2 separate regions of the Homo sapiens genome follow, and region 1 is linked to region 2. A link is a loop called in an ENCODE intact Hi-C map of the cell type or tissue named here. Cell type or tissue: heart right ventricle. All regions are shown on one strand. Each heading gives the region's core, and the rest is flanking DNA. Links, peaks and the distances in the headings are about the cores only. Region 1 overlaps MMP17 (matrix metallopeptidase 17). Region 2 overlaps EP400 (E1A binding protein p400).

Region 1 (11,880 bases), core at 1,536-9,535, 150 kb after region 2:
ACCTGTAATCCCAGCACTTTGGGAGGCCGAGGTGGGTGGATCACTTGAGGTCAGAAGTTCAAGACCAGCCTGGCCAACATGGTGAAAGCTTCTCTACTAAAAATACAAAAATTAGCCAGGCGTGGTGGCCTGTGCCTGTAATCCTAGGTACTCAGGAGGCCGAGGCAGGAAAATGGCTTGAACCCGGGAGGCGGAGGTTGCAGTGAGCCGAGATCACACCACTGCACTCCAGCCTGGGTGACAGAGCAAGGCTCCGTCTAAAAAAAAAGAGTGACAGAAATGCAGGCACCTGCATGGCACCAGCCGAGTGCTGGGAGGAGCCCAGGCCCCATGGAGGCTCCTGCCAGAGCCAGCGCCAACTGCCATACGACAGGAGCAAGCCAGGCCCCCCACCATGGTGCAAGTGCAGGGGAGACCAGCGGCGGAGGCCAGGCAACCTCCAGAGAGAGGGAGGGAGACAGAGAGACAGAGAGAGAGACAGGGACAGGGAGATAGAGAGAGACAGATGCAGAGACAGAGACATAGAGTCAGAGACAGGCAGAGACAAGGAGAGACAGAGACAGAGAGACAGGGAGAGGGACAGAGAGAGAGAGACAGAGAGACAGAGACAGGGAGAGAGACAGAGACAGGGAGAGGGACAGAGATAGAGACAGAGAGACAGAGACAGATGGGGAGACAGAGATATAGAGACAGAGAGGCAGAGGCAAGGAGAGACAGAGACAGAGAGGCACAGAGAGAGAGAGTCAGGGAGAGAGACAGAGATAGAGACAGAGAGACAGAGACAGGGAGGGAGACAGAGAGAGACAGGGACAGGGAGAGAGACAGATGGAGAGACAGAGATATAGAGACAGAGACAGGCAGAGACAAGGAGAGACAGACAGGGAGAGAGACAGAGAGACAAGAGACAGGGAGAGGGACAGAGATACAGAGAGACAAGGAGAGAGAAAGATAGAGACTGAGTTGGAGAGACAGACAGAGATACAGACAGAGACAGAGAGAGGCAGAGACAGAGAAACAGACTGGGGGTGACAGAGCGAGCGAGAAGGCAAGGATCCTGCTGCTGTTAAGTGGAGAAGCCGTGGGGGTCCTGTCCTGCAGTCACGGTGGAAGGACCCTGACCCGGTGGAGGTGGAGAGTGTGGCCAGCAGTGGCTCTGTCTCCTCGGCTCCTCCCATTTCTCAGCCGCAGCGGGGGTCCTGCCTGCCTGGCCTGGGCTCAGGGGGGCGGGGTGCAGAGCCACCCTGGCCCATCACAGCTTGGGGTGAAGCAGCCCAGAGCCAGCCGCCCCGCTGCAGCCACGGCGCCCTAAAAACGGCCCGGGAGCTGGGAGGGGCGGCCCTGGCTTGCGCTGTAGTCACACCTGTGGGTCCAGCTCGGCTGCCCCGGAGCGGTGTGCTCTGGCGTCCTTAGGATTCCCACGAGAGTGTCCTGCTACCTGCGGTCCCTCCGCCTGGGCAAGGGAGTGCTGCTCTCAGCCCGACCTCAGAGTGTGCCCGCTGGCTTCACACTTGGCTCCGCCCCTCCCTGAACACCTGGGCTCGGACAGCTCTCTGCCAGCTCTGGGCCTCAGTTTCCTCATCTGGGAAACAGAAGTAACCCAGTCCCTCCGCTCAGTGTCGCTGCCAGGATTCAGTGAGTTTGCAGTCGCAGATCGCAGGGCAGGCCCGGCATCTTAGCTGTCACTCATGCTGCTTTGGGGTGATCTGCCTCCCGCCAGAGCCTCCTAAGCCCCCACAATCCACTCCCCACAGGGTTTCTGAAGGAGGCCAGGAGGGTGGCAGGGAGGGACAGGTGCGGCTGGGATCTGGGGCCACCCACCCACCGGGCAGCCTTGGCCCATCCACCCTGGATGTTATGCACTGAATGTCTGTGTCTCCTCAGACATCTTTGTGTGTGTGTGTGTGTGTGTGCGTGTGTGTGTGGTTTTTAAGTTTTTAGTAGAGATGGGGTCTTGCTGTGTTGCCCAGGCTGGTCTTGAACTCCTGGGCTCAAGCGATCCTCCTACTTTGGCCTCCAAAAGTGCTGGAATTACAGGCATAAGCCACCGTGCCCGGCCACCAGTCACATTTTGAAACCATGACCGCTAGTGTGATGGTGTTAGGAGGGGGCCTTTGGCAGGCGATTTGGGTTAGATGAGGTCGTGAGGGCGGAGCCCCCACAATGAGATTGGTGCCCTGGTAGGGGGTGAAGGGACCAGCACTTTCTCTCTCGGGCTTGTGAGGACACAGTGAGAAGGTGCTGGCTTTGAACCAGGAAGCGGGCCTCTAAGAACCTGACCCTGCCGGCATCCTGACCTCAGACTCCTGCAGATTGGTGGGAAAGCAAATGCCTGTGTGGAAGCCGCACAGTCTATAGCAGCCTGTCACGGCAAGCTGAGCTAAGACACCGTGCCTCAGTTTCCCTCCCTGTAACACGGCAGCTGGAGAGGGTGTGTCCTGGCCTCAGAGGTCACCCATGTGGAAGCCGCATGGTCTACAGCAGCCTGTCACGGCAAGCTGAGCTAAGACACCGTGCCTCAGTTTCCCTTCCTGTATCATGGGAGCTGGAGAGGGTGTGTCCTGGCCTCGGAGGTCTCCCATGCAGAGGCGTTGTATAGCACCCATGGGGCTGTGTGTTTTTGGTCAAAAGCCTGGGTCACGCTAAGGGCAGCCAGTGCCTTGGCCCGGCCGTGTGGCTCAAGAGAGACCCTGGGCCTCCAGGCTGACCTCCCTGGGGTGGAAGGAAGAAGGGAAGAGGTCCTTGCCCCTCACTGGGGTGGCGTGGGTCCTCTGACCTCCTTCGGAGGGTTTTGACTGTGGCTGTGGGCTGGCGATGCCCTGCCTCCTGGGCCTGGGGGCACAGCTTCTCCAAGTTGGGCCAGCACAGCCTGAGGTATAAGCAGTGACTCTGAAAATCCAGAACGTCACGTGAAGTCTCCAGGTGTTTAGATGGTGACTCAGGCGAAGATGGAAAACTGCCTGCTGAAGACACAGAACCGAGGTCCCATCACGAGGAAGGTGCAGGCGGACAGGCCGGGGGCATGGACCACAGAAGGACGGGCCGGCAGCCCTCATAGGTGCGAGGTCACAGGGGTCGGGGAAGGCCCGGGAGCTGTGCCGGGCCAAAGAAGGCTGCCCTGGGTGAGGTCTGTCCCTGCAGCATCCTCTGATCTGAGATCCACTGGCTGCGTGTCTTTCCCAACTCTGACCTTGGGAGGACACCTGCGTTCCAGGAGACACAGAAGCGAGCTCAGGGTGGTCAGCGCCTCCCAAAGGATGCAGAGGACTCTCATGCTGCGGGTGCAGCTTTCTATGAACATGAGATCCTTTCCACAAAACAACACGCCCTGCCCGCGTGTTCCTCATCCGAGACGCGCAGGACCAGAAAAGTGTTTTGGAGCTCAGATTGTTTGGAGTTTGGACACTATATTTGCATTATACTTACAGGTTGAGCATTTTTCTCTGCTTTTCTTTTTTCAAATACTGCCACTTGGCCAGGTGTGTTGGCTCATGCCTGTAATCCTAGCCTCACCTCAGGGAGGCTGAGGCGGGTGGATCACCTGAGGTCAGGAGTTCGAGACCAGCCTGACCAACATGCTGAAACCCTGTCTTTACTAAAAATACAAAAATTAGCCAGGCGTGGTGGTGCCTGCCTGTAATCCCAGCTACTCGGGAGGCTGAGGCAGGAGAATCACTTGAATCTGGGTGGCGGAGGTTGCAGTGAGCTGAGATCTCACCACTGCACTCCAGCCTGGGCGACAGGCTCTGTCTCAAAAAAAAAAAAAAAAAAAAAAAAAGTGAAATCCCAAATGTTCTGTGTGCACCCCGAGCCCATCAGTGCTCAAAAGGTCTTGGGTTTTGGGGATTTCCGACTTTGAATGTGGGGTCAGGGTAGCCTCAGCTGCATGTGCATATCAAAAGGTGGGGGCTCATGAAATGCGTCATGGGCTGGCGGGGCTCCAGGCCCTGCCCCAGGACCCAGCACGGCCACCCCACTGCCAGAGGGAGGTGGGCTGCAGCATGGAGAGGCAAGTTCAGAGCAGCCCCCCTGCCCCGCCTACGGTTCACCTCTTCACCAGAGATAGGACCGGCAGAAGAGGCTTATGACGGAGAGTTTGGACTTCAAAACCGCAGTGAGCCCTGCCAACGTGAGAGCCCGACTCAGCAGACAAGGCCCACAGCCGGCTTTGCACTGGGGCACGACCCAGGACGTGGGGACCACGGGGCTGGGCCAGCTGCACGGGGGAATTCACCCCACAGGCTGCTGGGCAACAAAGCGTGATGAGGAAACACCACTTGGTGCAGGGCAGAGCCAGTGTCCCCGACAGACAGGAGGGAGGTCGGTCTTTCCACAGACTGGTCTGACAGGCAGGGACTCCTCCTGCTCCAGGGAGCAGATGGTGAACAGGCGGGGGACAGAGGACACGGCTGGACTCCATGAGGATGTGGCCTCTCTTCACGGGGAGGTGGCCCGGCTCCATGAGGCCTGGCCTGGGGCCTGCCTGCCCGGCCCTGGCAGCCTCATCCTGGGATGGGTGCCATCCCTGGGATGGGACAAGGGGGCTGTGGGCTTTGGCTCCTGGGTGCCAGGAAGCCTCATCTGCACCCTGGGTGGCCCCAGCCGCTCCCTATGCTGGGCCTGTGGTCAGGAACTTCCTGCTATGTGGGAGTGAATCCCCCACAGTCCAACGGCCACCTCCTCATCCTCACTGAGTCACGTTTGAGGGGGCACCCGGGCCCTCCACAGCCCAGGGCAGATGCTGGTGAGCCAGAGCCTGAGGCCCCGAACCTGTGGCCCGGGGTGCGTCTGTGCCGCAGAGACCAGAGGACTGTGCACCAGCGGGAGGACTGGGCCCTGCAGAGTGGCATCGGCTGCACCCTCTGAACAAGAGGGTACTGCAGGACAGACGCGTCACTCGCCGGCCAGAGTGGGGGCAGGCTGAGGGACTCCGCTGTGGATCTGGAGGCTGGGAGCAAAGGGAGCAAGTGACAGAGTGGCTGGAGCTAGAATCAGCCCCTTGCAGGGAGCACCCTCCCTCCCTCTTGCGCAGGGAGCACCTACCCTCCCTCTTGGGCGCACCCAGGTCCCGGTGCTCGGCCGGGCATCATGGTCTAGTGCTGCGGGGCAGACAGCGTCCCAAGTGGCTCACCCAACAACTGATGCCTTTCCTCGGGCACCTCCCACACTCAGATCTCACTGGGCCAGCTGGCGCCCCGCCCGCCCGTGATGCCCCTGCCTGTAGCACTGAGGCTCATCCCCCGCTGGGCCTCAACTCTCCCATCTGTGACAGGGGCGTGGGGACTCCTCGGGGCACGAGGACTGGAAGAGACAGCGCGGGACGGGCTGATGAACAAGGAGGAATGCGACTGCCGAGACCTCCTGGGAAGCCCCCACCCCAAGTGCAGGTGCGTGGGCCCCTGGTCAGGGTCAAGCCCCTTGAGGCCCGAGGGTACCCACTCCCATGGCCCTGGAGCACCAGGGAGCCCAGCCGAGCCGCTAGAAAGCAGGGAGAGGTCATGTTGGTCTGGAACGCGTCACAGGGGGGACGTGCCGCGGCACCATGTGGGGGGCTCGTCTGTGGGGAGGGCTGCCCCACTGGGGACCTGGGGACGGAGGCCCTGTGGGCCGGCGGGAGCACCAGGCAGCAGTGTGGGTGGGGTTGGTGGCGCCGGCACAGAGAGGGGTGGGCCCCCAGCCCGAGATGCTCCCTCCAGGGCCGGAGGAGGCTGGCGGCGGTGCGGCCTGACTGGGCACCCTTCTGGAGCGGCCACCCCTCGGCTCGTCAGTCAACACAGTCCCTCACTAGGGGACAGCTCCGTCCTTGCCACCTGAGCCTGCCCAGCCCTGGCGGACAGTGCCCTCTGCTGGCCTTCCGGTGCCAGGGTGGCCCGTCCTCATCCCGCGCCAGCACCTCCCCCAGGGACTCCGGCACAGTCCTTGCCCTCTGTGGCCAGGCTGTCCCACCGCCTCTGTCCTCTCATGGGCTCGCGCTGTGTGTCATAGCGTCAGGGCCTGGGCCGCTGTCCACAGGGCGCCTGGTGACAGTGGCGGCAGCAGCAGCAGCATGGTGGCAGCCACCAGTGGGCCTGGGGCCCCCGGGGGAGAGGATGCCCCAGAGGTGCATGAGCAGACCTCGTAACCGTCCTCCGAGCGGCTCTGGTCATGTTGTCCTGGAGGGGCGCGGGGCCCCTCTGCCGCGTCCACGCCCGCAGCCACAGATCCATCGGCCTGTGAGTCTCCACACACCAGCCAGTCCCGGGCCGTGGACTGTGGGTACCCGGGTGCCACCTCCAGCTCGCCATCCAGCACTTTCCAGTACTCCTGGCCACGGAAGAAGTAGGAGGCACCTGAGAAGAGGAGGGAGAGCTGAGCTCAGGGGAGGGCTGCAGCAGGAGGGGCTCGAGCCGGACAGCGAGGAGGGAGCGTTGGGCTCAGGGAGGGCTGCAGCGGAAGGGGCTCGAGTCGGGCCAGACAGCAGGGGGCTTGCACAAGACTGCAGTGGGGGGTCAGACCAGACGGCTGGTGGGGGGCGGCTCGTGCTAGATGGCAGGGGGTGCCCAGATAATATCTGAGATGGGGTCAGCATCTGCTCAGCTGTGGGCAGCTCTGCAGGCATGGTCACAGGCCTGGGAAGCTCCAGAGGAGCCTGCTGGGGCAGGGGATGGACCAGGAGACCCTCAGAGTCTCTTTCCCTTACTGGATATTTATTGAGGGCCCACTCTGTGCAGGGCTGTTCCAGGTGACAAGGATGCAGCGTTGAAAACAAAACAGAGGATGCTGCCGTCCCTGGAGCTGACCCTGTGGGGAGGTTTCTTCTACACTGTGGGACGTGGCAGGGGTGATGCCCAGGAGGGCGTTTGGCAGGGCTGGGGCCGGCGAGGGAGGGGCTGTGTGGACATCTCAGGAAAGTGTGCCCAGACGAGGCATGGCCAGTGCCAAGGCCCTGGGGCAGGAGCGTGGCTGGGGGAGCAGCAGGGGCGAGGGAGTGCTGAGGGCGGGGAGAACAAGGGCAGCTCGTGGGCCAGGCCTTCGGGGAGCGACTCGGGGACGCCTGCAGGGTCGGCAGCTCCAGGCGAGGGGCTGGGACCCTCAGAGCCCACACCGACCGGGGCCGTCCTCCTTTCAGGGAACCTCTTGGCTGCCCTGTAGTGATGCCCCTCTCCTGGTGGGGAAACCAAGGCCGCATGGCCCGTCCCCCCAGCTGGCACTCACCGTCGGACCAGCGCATGGCGTCGTCCAGCGTGCTGGGGACACCCCTCCACAGGGGGCTCTGGGCGGGGTAGCCGGGGTCCATGTGCCTCGTGTGGTCATCGTAGCGCCAGTACAGCTGGTCCTTAAAGAAATAAGTCCTGTCATTGTGGGCCCAGGAGAAGGCAGCGTCGATGCCGCCAGGCGGGAGGCTGAAGTCGGAGACGGGGCGCGGGTATCCTTCCTCTACGTTATTGTCCTTGAACACCCAGTACCTGTCTCCTGGGGGCGAGAGAAACAGCTGTGGGCCGGGGCTCGGCCCCACCCCGAAGGGCAGGAGGCTCCTGCCTTTCCTTCTCCTGTGTCAGCCGCCCTTGCCCTGGCCCCTCACCTGGGCTTGATGGGACAGCGGCCACACTGCAATCACCCCACATCACAGGGGCCACATGGATACTTAGTGAGCACCTACTGTGCCCAGTCCGGGCCATCCCATCCAGCCTGTGGACGCTGCCGGCCACCCCTTTACCGATGGAAACAACAACTCGGGCCAAACCGAGGCCCACGACATGCCATCCTATTATTATTATGATCATTATTTTTTGAGACGGAGTCTTGCTGTGTCACCCAGGCTGGAGTGCAGTGACTTGATCTCGGTTCACTGCAACCTCCGCCCCTGGGTTCAAGCGATTCTCATGCCTCAGCCTCCCGCGTAGCTGGGATTACAGGCGCCCACCACCACACCCAGCTAATTTTTGTATTTTTAGTAGAGACGGGGTTTCACCATGTTGGCCAGGCTGGTCTCGAACTCCTGACCTCAGGTGATTTGCCCGCCCTGGCCTCCCAAAGTGCTGGGATTACAGGTGTGAGCCACCGTGCCCTGCGTTAAATACACTTTTCTCCCAAGAAATATAGATGGCATTGAGCACTTGAAGATGGTCAACGTCACTAGAAACGCCCTCAAAACCACAATGAGACGCCCCCTCGCCCCCACTGTCAAGAACGTGGAAAGTCACCTGTGTCGGGAGGATATGGGGACGGCAGAGCCGGGCGCTGCCGGGGAGGGAGTATGAAATTGTGCAGCCGCTGCGGGAGACAGAACATAGGCTCCCCAAAACGTCAAAAATAGAATTACCACGTGATCCAGCATTCCCGCTTCTGGGTATAAATCCAAAAGAACCGAAAGCAGGGTCTTGGAGAGACGTTTGCACACTCACGCTCATAGCAGCGTCCTTCACAGGAGCCCAGAGTAGAGGAAACCCAAGTGAGCAGGCGAACGAGGTGCAGTCCGTCCGTGCCATGGAATGCCGCTCAGCCTCAGCCAGGAAGGAAATCCTGCCACGTGCCACCGCGTGTATGAGCCCCGAGGACCTTCCGCTGAGTGACACGAGCCAGGCACAGAGGGGCAGATCCTGTCTGTCCCACTGACATGGGGTCCCTGGAACACTCAGAGCCATGGGGACAGCAAGCGAAGTGGGGGTGCCCAGGGGAGGGGCGGGGCTGCCCAGGGGCGGGGCGGGGCATCCGTGTTTCACGGGGCAGCGTTTCCGTTTGGGAAGGTGGAAATCTTCGGGAGGTGGACGCAGGTGACAGCTGCACAGCAACGTGAACGTGCTTCATGCCACCGAGCTGTGGCTTCAAAATGGCTGAAATAGTAAAGTGTGCTCACCACGCCCACAATTTAAAACGACCAAAAAACCAGACCGGGAGTGGTGGCTCATGCCTGTAATCCCAGCACTTTGGGAGGCCAAGGTGGGTGGATCACCTGAGGTCGGGAGTTTGAGATCAGCCTGACCAACACGGTGAACCCTGTCTCTACCAAAAATACAAAAAATTTGCCAGGCACGGTGGTGAGCGCCTGTAGTCTCAGCTACTCAGGAGCCTAAGGCAGGAGAACTGCTTGAACCTGGGAGGTCGAGGCCGCAGTGAGCTGAGATCACACCACTGCACTGCAGCCTGGGTGATAGAGTGAGACTCTGTCTCAAAAAAATACAGTAAAATAAAATTAAAAATAAAAATAATATAAAAAGACCAGAAAAAGTCCTTTGCTGGAGACTGGAAAGGGCTGTGATGTCTGTAAATAGGGGGAGGGATTAAGGAGATGATGGGAGGACCAATGGGCCCTGCCCTGCTATGGCTGAGCAGGAACCAGGACAGATGCGCCTGGTAGGGAACCAGGCAGGGGCAGGCGACACAGGGGACAGAGGGGGAGCAGGGGTGAGACGGCCTGTGGCAAGAGACCCACATGTTCTCAAGTCTCTCCTGGCAGGTGACCAACCCCTCACACCCAGAAATGGGGCTTTATGGTAGCGAAACCTGCAGACACACCTCATCCAGGTGACCACAGCGAACATCACCAGGCAGGGCGGCTCGGGGCTCAGAACACCTGCCCTCGGTGGCATTCCTGCCAGATGTGCAAAACCAGAACCTGATCTGGAGGAGATGCCAGACGGGTCCACCTGGGGGAAGCGGCCTGAACACTTCTAATGTGTGCAAGGCAGGGGAGCCGCACGTGATGGGATCCTGCTCGGGGAGGCTCTACAGGGCACCCTGGGGCCTTTGGCAAGGTGGCCTAGGGGAGGTTAGGAGCAATTGGTCATGAGGTTTGCAAGTAATTTTCTTTTTTCTTTTTTAGTCCAGGTACTGTCTTTGGGGATTTTTTTTTTTTTTTTTTGAGACGGAGTCTCGCTCTGTCACCCAGGCTGGAGTCCAGTGGTGTGATCTCACCTCACTGCAAACTCCGCCTCCCAGGTTCACGCCATTCTCCTGCCTCAGCCTCCCGAGTAGCTGGAACAACAGGTGCCCGCCACCACGCCCGGCAAATTTTTTGTATTTTGTAGTAGAGACGGGGTTTCACCGTGTTAACCAGGATGGTCTCGATTTCCTGACCTTGTAATCTGCCCGCCTCGGCCTCCCAAAATGCTGGGATTGCAGGCGTGAGCCACTGCGCGTGACATTTTGGTTTTTTTTTTTTTTTAGACAAGGTCTTGCTCTGTCGCCCAGGCTGGAGTGCAGTGCACGATCATGGTGCAGTGCAGCCTTGACCTTCTGGCTCAGGTGGTCCTCCTGCCTCAGCCTCCCAGGTAGCTGCAGCCTCTGTCCCTTCAGGAGGGATCAGGCCTCCGGGAACAGTCACCGGAGGGCTCCCAGGTGATGGGGGTGACGGAGTCAAATGCTGAGGGCCGGGCAGGCGATGGAGTTACAGGAAGTGGTTCCCCTGACAGACACGCAGAACACCCTTTACCTCGGCAAGGAAACGGGGTCCCGCCCGTGACTGTGGGAGTGGCTGCCACATTGGATTGAATGACGTCCTCCAAACTCACATCCACCCAGAATCTCAGGACGTGACCTTACTTGGAAAGAGGGTCTTTGCAGATGTGTTAGTTAAGATGAGTTAAGATGGGATTAGGCAGGCCGGGTGCAGTGGCTCACATCTGTAATCTTGGCACTTTGGGACACCAAGGCGGGTGGATCACCTGAAGTCAGGAGTTCGAGACCAGCCTGGCCAACGTGGTGAAACCCTGTCTCCACTAAAAATACAAAAATTAGCCAGGAGTGGTGGCGGGCACCTTGTAATCCCAGCTACTAGGGAGGCTGAGGCAGGAGAATTGCAACCTGGGAGGTGAAGGTTGCAGTGAGCTGAGATCACACCATTGCATTCCAGCCTGGGCAACAGAGTGAGACTTTGTCTCAGAAAAACAAAAAACAAAAAACAAAAAACAAACAGGACTAGGGGACCTGAATCAAGGCCCGGCTTCCTTATAAGAGAAGATGCGGAGATGGGGGAGGAGACGGCCGGGTGGAGACAGAGGCGGTGGCAGGAGGGATGTGGCTGAGGGTGACACTGGATGTGGGAGAGGCCTGGGACAGCCTCCAGAGGGGACCCACCCTGCCTAGCCCTTGATTTCGGACTCGTGGCCTCCAGACTGTGAGGGAAACTCCGGGTGTTTCAGCCCAGCATGGGGGTCTCTGTCCTGCAGCCCTGCCACCCCCACCTGCCCCTGCTACTGTCTCCCTTTCCTGCCCTTCCCGGAGACTTGGAGGCAAAAGGAGTGCTTCCTGTAACACTGCCACGAGGTGGTTCCTGGAACGGTGGGCACCGGGGCCGACCAGGGAGAGGCAGGCCGGCCCTAGCAGCCACGGCCCCTCACGCTTCTGTCCCGAGCCTCCTCCAGGCCCCTGGTACTCCAGCTGCAGCCCCTTTGATGTTTTTGGGACTCGGCAGGGCTGCTCCTGCCTCGCACGGCCGTTCCCCGGGCTGGAACACTGTTCCCTAGTTTCTGCTTGTACAGCATCTCCCTAAGGAGACCTCTCCCCATTGTCCTTCATTTCTGACCACACCGAACGGCACTGGCATCAGCTCCTCCTGACTTGCGGGTGGACTGTGGCCTGACTAGAACGAGGGCAGGGCTTTCCATCGTTTTGCCCTCTGTGTGCCTACAGCGGCTGCCTCAGGACGGGGCATACAGTAGGTGCTCAGAGTGCATCTGCTGAGTGCACAAGCAAACCAGCTGCTCTGTGCTCGACCAGCCTCTGGGCAGACGTAGGGCTTACACGCAGGCTGGACCCTCTCCGTCCCTCCATGAGGCGGACAGAGGGCCCGGGAAGCCCGGAGTGCGACGGGGAGGCCCACCCACCTTTAAAGAAGACGATCTTGTGGTCGCTGGTGCGCTCGTACACGGCGTCCACGCTGTCCAGGTGCAGCGGCAGGCCCCG
Region 2 (8,000 bases), core at 1-8,000:
GGGGTCTGGTAAGGCCTGACCTCCCCAAGGCTCCTGTGGGCCACTCCCCAACTCGCATGCAGGTGTCTAACTGTCCCAACAACTGGAATGAGAGCAGGAAAGGCAGACCTTTTCTGGTATGCTCTGTGCATCTGTTTAGAAAGTCTAATACCAAGTAAAATAAACTACTCAAAACTGGTGTGTTGAACAAACACAGCACAGCCTGAATAAATATATCTAGGTCCATAAAACAATGATGTTTATAAATCTAGAGAAAAATATTTTTACATCCTTCACAACATGATCAAGTGCCCCGATAACTGTGCCAGGTTAATAAATTAAAAGCACGGAATTTAATAAAATTCTATTCAATATAAAGATACTTATTAAATATTTCTAATTTTTTATTTTATCAAACTAAAAGAAATTTTCTAAATCTTATTTTAAGTCTTTGTAAGTACTCCGGCTTCTGCTTTTAACCCTGAATTCTTCCAAAGGCTGGGAGCGCACCTTCCTCTCCGCTTGTGTCCTCCCCATCAGGCTTCGGCCGGGGCCACTGAGAACTCGGCAGGAAGGCGCCTTCGTACAGCTTCATCAGGTCCAGGAGGGGCAGCTCAGCTGCAGAGGGTTGCGGGCAGAAGGGCTGTTACTTTATAACAACAACTGTAATTTAAATTGGGAAGGAGCAGCAGCCAGGAGAACCACGGTAAGAAGGGCAAGGGGCTCCCTCTCACATGTATTCCTTTTTCCAGCTTTAGATCACTCCTTGGAAAAAGATTATATTGTCTAAAAGCACACTTGTTTTTTCTAAAAACTAAAATGGTTGCCCATTACTGATAAAAGGTGTAAAATATTTTGTTGGGGGATGCAAGGGGAATGATGAGAAATTACTTAGTAGGTGCAACACACATTTGGGTCATGACATACCAGAGACCCAGACTTCACCACTACACAGTACAGCCAGGAAACAGCACTGTACTTGCACCCCTGAAATTTATGCAAATTTTTAAAAGTATAAAATATTTTCTCTATAAAGATGAGAATCTTTGAAAGAAACTCAATTGTATTCACAAAAGATTTAAAATATCTGAAATAATCTAAATGAACAGTAACAGTATAGACTAATAAATAAAAATGTAAAAAGTGAACACCATTGATAGGAAATAACTGATGAAGATGATATATAAAAATACAAAATATCAAATGAAGAAACAAAAAGCAAAAATGTTAAAAAGTATAATAAAACATAATTAAGCTTTTTTTATAAAACACTCACCCTAATTGCTTAAAAAAAAATACCACACATTAATTAAATCCCCAATAACAGTGGGCAAAGGATATGAAGCTGTTACATACATAAAAGTGTAAAGGGCAATAAAATGTTTTTTCATTAATCATCCCTGGAAATCAGTGCACAATTTGTTAAGTACCAAATTATCAACCACCTTAAAATCATAACACTGGGAAATTATTATGAATTAGATACTCCCACATGCTGCTGATAATGGCATAAACTGGCTGGATTTTTCTGGAAATCAACACGGAAAGCTGAAGGGCTTTGGAATCCAATGCCCTCAACCTCATCATTTCCCCTTTTAGTGAGTCTATCCAGAGGAATGACAGAAATGTGAACCCAGATTTCTGTTCAAAGAATGTTCACACAGTGGTAGATCTAACAGGGGAAAACCCTTTAGTTGGGCTGTGTACTTGTGATATGTGAGCTTGTTTGCATCTGTATTTTATGTCAAAGACTGTTGAGCCAAAACAACAAATGCCATGGACAAGCACCCTACAAGGACCATGTTAAAGGCACTGTCCACTTGGGACTAGCAAAACACTTTTTGAATTCATTTGCTCAGGATGTTAAATATTTGCCACACTGGCTTGATGGACATAGACCTAATGGAGCCCAGTGAAAGTAAGTGTTGGCTGTGGAATTCAGGTGGTGTGTCCATGATGTTCCTAACAAGGTTCTTCACCTTTCCTGTCTGTCTGATGCTTCCAGAGCGAAATGCTGGGATGCACCACTACAGCATATGATGCTATATGTAAGTAGGAAAAACAAGCCAAACCACTGGAAACTTCCAGTAAGAAGATAATTCTGTAAGGTGTCTCAGAACAAACAATACACAGAAATCAGCCTCCACATATGGAAATGAGTTAGAAAATGAAATCGAAGAAAAAAAAACCTGTTTAGACAGAAAATTAAATACAGTCGTCCCTCAGTATCCCTGAGAAGGTGGTTCCAAGGCCCCTTTCGATACCAAAATCCAAGGATGCTCAAGTCCCTTATATAAAGTAATGTATATTTGCACGTAACCTATACACATCCTCTCATATATTTTAAATAATCTCTAGGTTACTTATAATACCTAATACAATGTGAATGCTATGTAAATAGTTGTTACACATTTTTTTGGTATCTTTTTTGTAATTGTTGTACTGTTATTTTGGCTTATTTGGTTTGGGGGGTTTTTTTGGTTGGCTGTTTTTTTTTTTTTTAATATTTCTTTTAGAGATGGGGTCTTGCTATGTTGCCCAGGCTGAACTTGAACTCCTGGGCTCAAGTGACCATCCTGCCTCAGTCTCCCAAGCAGCCAGGATTACAGGTGTGAGCCACCACACCCAGCTGTGTTCTTATTTTTTACTGTTTTGCTTTGTTTTGTTTTTGGTAAATATTTTCTATCTGTAGTTGATCAAATTCATGGATTTGAAACCCATGGACATGAAGAGCTAAATATACTTAGAATTAAACTTTCAAAAATTCCACATCTCTGTGAAGAAAGCTCTAAGAGGTTCCTGAAGACCATGAAGAAGCCTTGACCCAATGAGAGGCTCTGCTCATGGATTCAGCTCGACACCATAAAGACAATGGGATCCCCAGGAACCCACCTCCTGGTGTTCACTCCTGGTCTCTCCCACACTGACCTGGCCTGACCGGTGTGACCACCATATGTGAGAATGACCGTAGGTGACTTCCAAGACTCAGCTACAAAAGATACTACAGTGTCTATCCTGCTCCCTCATGGATATTTGCTCTCGGACACCAGCCCCAGGTCAGGAGGACACTCAGCCTGCCCTCAGCATGCAACCAGAGCCCATCAGCTGGCAGAATGAACCAGCCTGGAATGGCATCCTCCAGCCTGCTACATCAAGCCTTCTGAAAACCATCTTCACAGGAGACCTGTGCCACAACCACCCAGCAAGGCTGCTCCCAAACTCTGCCCCACAGAGTATACAGCGCTAATTTAATAGGATATCTAGTAAGTCAAGAATGCGCACCATAATCAGATAGCCCCTACAACAAGAATACAGAAAGCTAACAGAGAAGAGGAAATGAAATAATTTGTAAATACTTGCCTGATGCTTTAACCATAAAGAGATTGACTAAAGAACAGGTGAGAAAATACAAGATAAATTTTAAAATTAGGATAGATCTAGGCCCAATTATTAATAGAACAGGCTTAAATTTAATACAAATGTACTAAACACTCCAATTTAGAGACATAGGGACATTAGAATAAACTGTAGGGCAGAGAAGACCAACTATATGCTGTTTACAAGAGACATGCTTTACAAAAGAACACAGATCAGAAGTTAACAGAAACTCTCTCTAGAGGAAACTCCTTCACTGTCAGGCCTAAAGTAACTTCCACAATGAAGTTCCAATATGTGGGCGGCAAGCCATCCAGGTGCCGAGGCAAGAGACCGAGGGCACGAGCTGTTCCAGTGTAATAAAATATATAAAACAACAAGAGTTATACTAGATCTAGATCATAGACATGATTATATACGAATATCATTAATCACTAGTTTGTAGCAATTACTCTTTATTCCAATATTATAATAATCCTCGCTCTATAATCATAACCTAGGAAAAGCCAGCCCATACAGAGATAGGAGCTGAGGAGACATAGTGAGGAGTGACCAGAAGACAAGAGTGCGAGCCTTCTGTTATGCCCGGACAGGGCCACCAGAGGGCTCCTGGGTCTAGCGGTAACGCCAGGATCTGGGAAGACGCCTGTTGTAGCCTCAGTGTCAAGGAAAAACACCTGCTACTTAGCGGACCGGGAAAGGGAGTCTCCCTTTCCTTGTGGGGAGTTTAGAGAAGACTCTACTCCTCCACCTCTTGTGGAGGCCCTGACATCAGTCAGGCCCACGCACAGTTATCCGGAGGCCTAACCGTCTCCCTGTGATGCTGTGCTTCAGTGGTCACACTCCTAGTCTGCTTTCATGTTCCATCCTGTACACGTGGCTCTGCCTTTTAGATAACAGTAGCAAAATTAGTGAAAGTACTAAAAGTCTCTGATATGCAGAAATAATGGCGTAAGCTGTCTCTCTCTCTCTGCCTCGGCTGCCAGGCAGGGGAGGGCCCCCTGTCCAGTGGACACGTAACCCACGTGACCCTACCTATCATTGGAGATGACTCACACTATTTACCCTGCCCCTTTTGCTTTGTATCCAATAAATAATAGCGCAGCCAGACATTCGGGGCCACTACCAGTCTCCGCGTCTTGGTGGGAGTGGTCCCCTGGGCCCAGCTGTCTTTTCTTTTATCTCTTTGTCTCGTGTCTTTATTTCCACAATCTCTCGTCTCCACACACGGTGGGAAGAAACCCACCGACCCTGTGGGGCTGGTCCCTACACCAATAAATTGTCAAAAATCACAAAGTACGCTAGGAAACAATGTACCATCAGCAGAAACCAGGATTCATAAACGACAGCAGAATCAGACCTGCAAAAACATCACCCATGCAATTATTAGGCAGAGATTATAAAATTTCATATTTGAAGAAATAAAAGAGATGACTGAAAGTCTGAATACAGAGCAAGAGATAATTTTAAAATTTCATGTAGGTTTTCTAAAAAACCATTGGGAATGTCTTAAAACAAACTGGTAACTGGAATTTAACACTTAATCAATGGGTTAACAAAAGACTAGGAAGAGCTTAAAAGAGAATTCATAAAATAGAACACAGATGTGATAAAATTATCTAGAATCAAGTAAAACTGATGACGTAATAGGATAACAATTCTAAACCTATATATGCACATACTAACATAGTCTCAAAATACATAAAATGAAAACTGACAGAAACTTAAGGAGAAATAGGTACTCATTATCATAATGGAACATTTTAACATACTTCTCTCAGTAATTGATAGAGCAAGAAGACAAAAATCAGTAAGGATAAGAACTGGATAATGCAATCAACAAGTTCTACCTGGTGGACTGAGAGAGAGAATTGTACCATAACCTGATGAATGCATGTTGTTTTAAAGCATGTATGGAATGTTTATAAACTGGTCCATTCAAAACCTACCTCAACAAAATCCAGGTCAGTGAGAATCCCATACATCTTCTGTCTGATCAAAATGCAATTAATGTAGAATAATAATAAAAATATATATTGAAAACCCTGTATTGTTTGGAAATTAAGAAACATCCTTCTAAATAACTCATGGGTCAATAAAATATATATACAGGGGAAATCAGAAAATATTTAAAACTGAATAATAAATATGATATTCAGCTAAAGCAGTATTACGGAAAAATTCAGACCCTTAAATGTTTATATTAATGAGCTGATGAAAATTAGGAAGCTAGTCATCCAAGTTAAAAACTCAGAAAAAGATGTTTTTAAAAAAGAAATACTACGAGCAGAAACAAAACAGAAAACAATATACAGGCGCCAGATTAAAAAAAAAAAAAAAGAATCTGACAAACTTTTGACAAGACTATCAAGAAAACAGGCATAAATACACAGTATTAGGAGAAAGAAGGGACATACATACAAACACAGCCAAGATCGGAAACACTGTAAGGAGAAATTATTGACAATGTATGCCAATAAATTTTAAAATGTAGATGAAATAAAGAAATTCCTAGAAAATTTGACTATCATAATTGACTATGAAGAAAAGAAAAAGTCATATTCCTCAATTTAATGTATGAGGGCCAGGCACGGTGGCTCAGCCTGTAACCCCAGCACTTTGGGAGGCTCAGGTGGGCAGATCACCTGAGGTCAGGAGTTGGAGACCAGCCTGGGCAACACGGTAAAACCCTATCTCTACTAAAAATATAAAAAATAGCCAGGCATGGTGGCTGGTGCCTATAATCCCAGCTACTCAGGAGGCTGAGGCAGGAGAATCGCTTGAACCCAGGAGGCGGAGGTTGCAGTGAGCTGAGATCGTGCCACTGCACTCCAGCCTGGGCGACAGAGCAAGACTGTCAAAACAAACAAACAAAGCATGCAATACCCACCTACAACATAAACACTGAAGAATAGATACAAACTTCACTAATCTTATAAAAATATCTACAAGAACCCTATACACTATGTCCATTTATGAAACATTAAAGGTATCATCATAGTCATCCTGAGAGCAGCAGTGAAGAGCACACCGTAGGACACGTCAGGCCAAGGCTTCCACGCACTGCAAATCCTCAGAAGAACACTGGTTATCCCATTTACAACTGAGAAAAACACCACGGAGAGCTCAGACAACCTGACCGAGGCCGTGGGGTCAGTAGGCAACAAACATTAGGTTTGAACCATGCAGTTATGACTCAAAACTCTAATAATCTGCCTTTCTACTGAAAGTGCTCTCTTTCAAAGCAAGAACAAGCCAATGTTGTCCACCACTAGCACGAACTCAACACTTTACTGAAAGTCCTACCTAGCACAAAACGGCAAGAAAAAGTAGTATAAAAGGAACAAGGATTATAAAGGAAAAACTCTTCAGAGAAGTATACAAAGACTTTGTATACAAGACTGTATACAAAGACTTTGTATACAAGACTGTATACAAAGTCTTTGTATACAAGACTGTATACAAAGTCTTTGTATACAAGACTGTATACAAAGTCTTTGTATACAAGACTGTATACAAAGTCTTTGTATACAAGACTGTATACAAAGTCTTTGTATACAAGACTGTATACAAAGTCTTTGTATACAAGACTGTATACAAAGTCTTTGTATACAAGACTGTATACAAAGTCTTTGTATACAAGACTGTATACAAAGTCTTTGTATACAAGACTGTATACAAAGAATTAACAAACAGAGTTCAGAAAAGTTGCTGAGTATAAGAGAAATAAAATCAACTGTACTGACACATACCAGCAATATATTTAAAATATAATTTTAGAAAATATACCATTTAGCACAACTTTTAAAAATATATAGTACCTAGAATTAAATCTAACAAAAGAGACACAATCATGAAATTTTATGGAAAGCTATTTAGGAAGACCTAAGTGAAGGGGAGAACTATATTTTGATCATAGACTGGAAAGGCTGAACTTCATAAAGACAGCAATTCTCACAAAACATCCATTAATGCAATTAAATTCTAATCAAAACTCCCAATAGGTTTTTCTGTGAAACTTGATGAGCTGATTCTAGCATGTTTCTGAAATAGTCCCCAAATAGACAAGATCCTCCTAACACAGAGCAAGGCAGAAGAACTTACCTAACCAGACATCAAGAACTATTATAAAGCTATAGTAAGAAAGACAGTGTGGTATCAGTACAGACTGGTACAAATTTGCCAATAAAAGAATAAAGATCCCAGAAAGAGCCATGCATAGAAGGAAACCTGTTTTACGTCTGAGCTGGCACTTAAGATCAGTGGGGAAAAGATAGGCTTTTCAATATGGCTTTCCAAATATGCATTTTGGGGAAAAAAAGGAAACTGCACTCATTTCACAACCTAAGAGTAAAAGCAGAAAAATTTTAGATGATATATCTTTGTGAACAAGATTGACAAATTCAACTACAGTAAGTCCTCACTAAACATCATCAATAGGTTGGTTCTTAGAAATTGTAACTTTGAGCAAAATGACGTATAGCTGATCGGTGGACAACTTGGGTTGGAACTGTGAGGGTCCTCTTCCATGCAGATTTTATCCACAGCAGGACCAACCCCTTCCCCTCCCCCTCCCCCACTCCCTCCTCATCCTACTCAACGTGAAGATGACGAGGATGAAGACCTTTATAATTATTCGCTTCCAC

The links. Hi-C counts contacts between places; a loop is a spot of excess contacts. Peaks named below come from ENCODE experiments on the same cell type or tissue, not always from the same donor. Only the 100,000 strongest peaks of a DNase experiment are listed, where the experiment ranks them.
Region 1: it touches region 2 in a loop (26-fold over the local background); 37 of 110 quality-filtered maps call a loop at or near these places.

The regions. Positions count from the first base shown.
Region 1 is chr12:131,845,371-131,857,250 of GRCh38, reverse strand. It overlaps MMP17 (matrix metallopeptidase 17), which reads right to left. Exons shown (of 10, transcript NM_016155.7): 8 at 11,802-11,880; 9 at 7,192-7,449; 10 at 5,480-6,326. The coding sequence ends at 5,977. Among named protein-coding and RNA genes, the nearest start is that of MMP17, 23 kb to the right of the region's middle. RefSeq lists enhancers at 766-1,317, 5,635-5,804. In heart right ventricle, for the core only: no CTCF peak of the experiment used is centred there; a DNase peak (open chromatin) is centred at 5,830; H3K27me3 peaks cover 2,245 bases.
Region 2 is chr12:131,997,674-132,005,673 of GRCh38, reverse strand. EP400 (E1A binding protein p400) reads right to left here. Exons shown (of 53, transcript NM_015409.5): 13 at 490-597. Among named protein-coding and RNA genes, the nearest start is that of SNORA49, 30 kb to the left of the region's middle. In heart right ventricle, for the core only: CTCF peaks have their summits at 3,742 and 3,948 (motif pointing right); a DNase peak (open chromatin) is centred at 3,973.